Linked DNA regions of Homo sapiens: region 1 is linked to region 2. Evidence: read pairs that join two places in POLR2A ChIA-PET (ENCODE). Cell type or tissue: K562. All regions are shown on one strand.

The links. ChIA-PET counts read pairs that join two places held together with the same protein. Peaks named below come from ENCODE experiments on the same cell type or tissue, not always from the same donor. Only the 100,000 strongest peaks of a DNase experiment are listed, where the experiment ranks them.
Region 1: POLR2A ChIA-PET joins it to region 2 with 5 read pairs; 2 of 35 experiments call an interaction of 5 or more read pairs at or near these places.

The regions. Positions count from the first base shown.
Region 1 is chr19:45,695,543-45,698,042 of GRCh38, reverse strand. It overlaps QPCTL (glutaminyl-peptide cyclotransferase like), which reads right to left. Exons shown (of 7, transcript NM_017659.4): 3 at 2,325-2,500. Among named protein-coding and RNA genes, the nearest start is that of QPCTL, 4.1 kb to the right of the region's middle. In K562, no CTCF peak of the experiment used is centred here; no DNase peak of the experiment used is centred here.
Region 2 is chr19:44,746,278-44,748,777 of GRCh38, reverse strand. It overlaps BCL3 (BCL3 transcription coactivator), which reads right to left and starts at 70. Exons shown (of 9, transcript NM_005178.5): 1 at 1-70. RefSeq lists silencers at 1-421, 832-961, 1,022-1,501. In K562, no CTCF peak of the experiment used is centred here; DNase peaks (open chromatin) are centred at 297 and 1,197; H3K4me3 peaks cover 1,672 bases.

The DNA of each region.
Region 1 (2,500 bases), 950 kb before region 2:
TCGAACTCCTGACCTCAAATGATCCACCTACCTCAGCCTCCCAAAGTGCTGGGATTACAGATGTGAGCCACCGCGCCCGGCAATAACAGTTCTTTTCAAAGGGTAAGGTTTGAATCCAGGTCTTAGAACAGTGCCTGGCATATAACTAAATAAGGGTTATCTCTGATTATTATTCCTCAAGCTCAGTTTGGTGAACCAGATAGATCCACAAATGAATAATTATACAAACAGTGAAATGCAGTTGAGACAAATGCTTCTAAGAACTATAGAGTCCTGAGAGGGCATAGGAAGGAGGCTGGGGGATGACCTGGCCTGGAGAGGGCGTTGGGTCTTTTGGGAAGGGATGTTTGCCATGAGAATGGGTAGGAACTGGCCTGGCAAAATGGAGCAGGAGGAAGAGTATTCCCAGCCAAGGGAGCAACACAGGGCAAGGCTATGGCCAGGGAAGGGGTCCCAGAGGTTTGAGAGGGGTACGGAAGGTTTAGCAAGGGCCAAGGAGTGTGGGCTTTGTTATAGGGACACTGGGGAGGCACAGAGAGGGGTTAAGCAGGGCAGGAGCATGATTAAATCTGTGTTTTTCTTTTCTTTTCTTTTTTTTCTTTCTTTTTTTTTTTTTTGAGACGGAGTCTCGCTGTATCGCCCAGGCTGGCGTACAGTGGCGCGATCTCGGCTCACTGCAAACTCTGCCTCCCGAGTTCACGCCATTCTCCTGCCTCAGCCTCCCAAGTAGCTGGGACTACAGGCGCCCGCCACCACGCCCAGCTAACTTTTTGTATTTTTAGTAGAGACGGGGTTTCACTGTGTTAGCCAGGATGGTCTCAATCTCCTGACCTCACGATCCACCTGCCTTGGCCTCCCAAAGTGCTGGGATTACAGGTGTGAGCCACCGCACCTGGCCTGTGTTTTTCTTTTCTGTTTGTTTTGAGACAGAATCTCGCTCTGTCATCCAGGCTGGAGTGCAGTGGTGCGATCTCGGCTCACTGCAACCTCCGCCTCTCAGTTTCAAGTGATCCTCCTGTCTCAACCTCCCAAGTAGTAGGATTACAGGTATGTACCACCATACCCAGCTAATTTTTGTATTTTTAGTAGAGATGAGGTTTCCCTGTTGGACAAGCTGGGCTCGAACTTCTGACCTCAAATGATCTGCCTGCCTCGGCCTCCCAAAGTGCTGGGATTACAGGTGCGAGTTACCACGCCCGGCCGGGAAGGCCTCTTTGAAGGGGTGACATTGGAGTGGACACCTGAGTGAAGAGTGGGAGCCAGCCAGGAAGATATCTATGAAAAGCATATTCTTTTTTTTTTTTTTAAGAGACAAGGTCTCTGTCACCCAGGCTAGAATACAGTGGCACGATCATGGCTCACTGCAGTCTCAAACTCCTAGACTCAAGCCATCCTCCCCTCTCAGCCTCCCAAGTAGCATGCCACTACTCCCAGATAATTTTTTTTTTTTTTTGAGATGGAGTCTCGCTCTGTTGCCCAGGCTGGAGTGCAGTGGTGCAACTTTGGCTCACTGCAACCTCCGCCTCCCGGGTTCAAGCAATTCTCTGCTTCAGCCTCCCGAGTAGCTGGGGTTACAGGTGTGCACCACCAAGCCTGGCTAATTTTTGTGTTTTTGGTAGAGATGGGGTTTCATCATGTTGGCCAGGCTGGTCTTGAACTCCTGACCTTGTGATCCACCCACCTCAACCTCCCAAAGTGCTGGGATTCCAAGTGTGAGCCACGGAGCCTGGCCAGAAAAGCACATTCTATCCAAAGCAAACAGCAAGTGCAGATGCCCTGAGGTGGGAGCAAGCTCTGCGGGTTTGAGGAACCCAGAGGAGGTGGGGGTGGCTACAGCAGAGTGAGCAAGAGGTGAGGGGTGGGAGATGAGGCTGGAGAGGTAACAGGGCACAGCTCGTGGGCCAATATAAGGACTCTGGATTATGGCTGGAATGAGGCGGGAGCCCTGGGAGGGTTTGGGGGAGAGGAAAGAGAATCTGACATCTAGAAGGTAAAAAGATCCCTGTGATGACCAGGCGCGGTGGCTCACGCCTGTAATCCCAGCACTTTGAGAGGCCGAGGTGGGCAGATCACCTGAGGTTGGGAGGAGAATTGCTTGAACCCAGTAGGCAGAGGTTGCGGGGAGCCAAGATCTCGCCATGTGCACTCCATCCTGGGGAACAAGAGCGAAACTCCGTCTCAAAAAAAAAAAAAAGATCCCTGTGGCTCTGTGCGTGGAGTAGAGTGGGAAGACGAGAGGGATGACAAATGTCCAGGCAAGGGAGGGTGGGGGCTTGGGAAAAGGTGGAGGTAGCCCACTACCCTCCCCGACTCCTGCTCCTCACCTGTTTTTTGGCCCTGCTCAGCTCCAGGTCAAGTGCTTGGGCCAGCTCCAGCAGCAGGGCACAGGGCACAGCCGAATCCGTGGCCCCTACAAAGGGGGTCGATCCGGGTGGGAAGAGCTTCGAGTCATAATGGCAGGCAAGGGTGAGGTGACGGGCAGCCCTTGGGTCCAGTGTGG
Region 2 (2,500 bases):
ACGGCGGCCGGAGAGCGGCTGGGCTCGGCTGCACGGGAGGGTGGTTTCGCCGGGCGCCGGGACTTCCCCTGCAGCCGGCTGAACTGAAGGGACTTTTGTCGGCCGGGGCGGTGCCGGCCGCCCGCCTCCCCGCCCCCGGCCCCCCCGGGGCCACCCGTACGCCCCAGGGGTTTCCTGGACCCGCCGCTGCTCCCGCCGCTCTGAGGTGCAGCCTGCCCTGCGCCCCGCCCGCGCCGCGCCCCGCTTGCCCCCTCCCGGCCCGCGGCGCCTGGGGCAGCCAGGCCTCGGCGGGGGAGGGAGAGGAAAGGAGGGGTGGGGGGAGAGGAGGCGGGGTCGGGGGGTGGGGGGGTGTCCCCACCCCTGCTGCCAAGGGCCGCTCTCTCTGCCTCTGTTTTTGTCTTTCTGGCCCTATCTCTCAACATCTCTATCTCTGAGTCTGTAACTGTCTCTCTGGTTCTCCTGTCTGAGTAGGTGTTTCTCTCCGCAACCCCGCGTTTGTCTCTGTGTGCTCTGTTCCGTCTCTGTCTCTCTCTTTTGTCTCTTTGTGTCTGTCACCATCTCTCTGCCTCTCAGTTGCTGTCTGCTTCTCTGTCTCTCAGGAGGCCTTGGCATCTCTGGGACGGGGTTTGGAATCTCGGTTCCCACTTACTCGCTGGGTGACCTTGGCCAAACACTTCCCCTCTCTGAGCCGTTTCCTCCTTAGTGGGAGTGAAGAGACGCACCCGGGGCAGGGACTGGCACTCGGCAGGCGGCCAGGAACGATTCCTCTCCCTCCCCTCTTCCATCTCTGCCACTCCACGTGCCTCATCAGCTGTGGGTCTAAAGGGGCTGGGGGTGGGGTGAGGGTGGGGAGCGCTCCACTGATTGTGTCTCTGCACTCGTTGGGGGCCCTGCCCCCAGCCGGGGCCCGCGGGGCACCGGGGTGGGTGCTCGGAAAATCCTAGGTGCACAGAGAGAAAGAGACATGGAGACAGGCGCAGAGATCTTGAGAGAAAGAGAGATAGCAAGAGACACGGACACCAGGCCAGAGTCAGCGCGACCGAGGCCGGTGCTGCAGGAGCGGGGAGCAGTTTGGCTTCCCCCCGACTTCCCCTCCCACCTCGAGGAGGGGTTGATGGGTGGGGAACAGGCTAGGCGGGTTGGGGGCATGACTCAGGCTGGAGATGGGAGGGAGGGAGGAGGGAGGCGGGACTCTTCCCCGTCTCCTCCCCTCCTCTCCCTCTCCCCGCCCCGGGGTGGGGCCCCGAAGGTCCGGGGCTTTCCCGGATTTCCCTGGGGGCGGGGCAGCCGCTGGGGTTGAGTCCGGGTCACTGAGTCACAGGAGGCGGAGAGGGAGGCTTTGGGGACACAGGGGGCGGGGCATGGGGGCTGCACCCCGGACTTGCCCAGGGGGCACGCGGCGTCTCTCTGGTTCTCTCCCCCGGTCTCCTTCTGTCTTCGAAACTTGCCTGACCTCCCTCTGGTTGTCTCCTGCCCCGCCCTCTGTCTCTGTCTCCCCATCTCTGTTGCTGTCTCTGTGTCCCCTGGGACCTTGAAAGTGGGTATTGGGGCCCCGGGAAGGGACTTTGGCCGGACTCGGGCCCCACCCGAGTGGATCGTTAACCCAGGATGTGAGAAGTGGCTGTGTGGAGAGGCCTCACCCCTTCCCTTCCTTTCGACCTCTCTCTGGATCTCCCTTATCCCCCTTCATGGCGAAACATCCCGAGCACAGACCTGTGTTAATTCCACCTCCACCCCTTGCTCCCGGTGGGACCTCAGACAAGCCATCCCCTGCCTTGAGACTCAGTTTGTTCTTCTGGAAAATGGGACCAATGGCAACCCCTGCCTGCTGGTGTTGTGGGGGCCACAGCAAGGGAAGAGGGGAGGAATTCGGTTGGACAGGCTGGGGGCTGTGTTCCCTGCCCATCCAACCCCACCCCTGGGGACCCTCAGACACAGGAGAGGGGTGTGGAGCACTATCCCAATGCACAGAAAGGAAAGCTGAGGTTTGGAGGGGCGAGGCTTAGGGTGGGGACCCTCAGAGGTAGGGTGGGAAGGACACCCAAGCCTGTCCCACTCCTGGCATCCCAGGGCAGCTGGTGCAGTGGTTCCAACCTAGCAGGACTGTAGAGGGGAGAAGATGTGATGGGTCCGGTGGGAGCTTCGAAGGGCTGGGAGAGACGGTGCTGCTGGAAGAGAGGGTGCTGATGGTTCTCTGAGGTTGGAAGAGGGATAAAAGGGTCAGAAGGAGGAGGATCTGAAGAAGGAAGATAGGTCTGAGAGAGAAGTAGATGGTTTAGTGGGAGGAGGGGGAGAGGATCTGAAGGAGGAGGACAGGGTCTGTTGGAGGAGGTAAGGGTCTGATGGAGGAAATAAGGGTCTGAGGGTGGAGGCGAGGTTTGGAGGGAGGAGGTGAAGGTCTGAGGGAGGAGACAAGGGTCTGAAGGAGGAGATAAGAGTCTGAGGAAGGAGGCGAGGGTTTGAGAGAGGAGGTGAGGGTCTGAAGGAGGAGGTGAGGGTC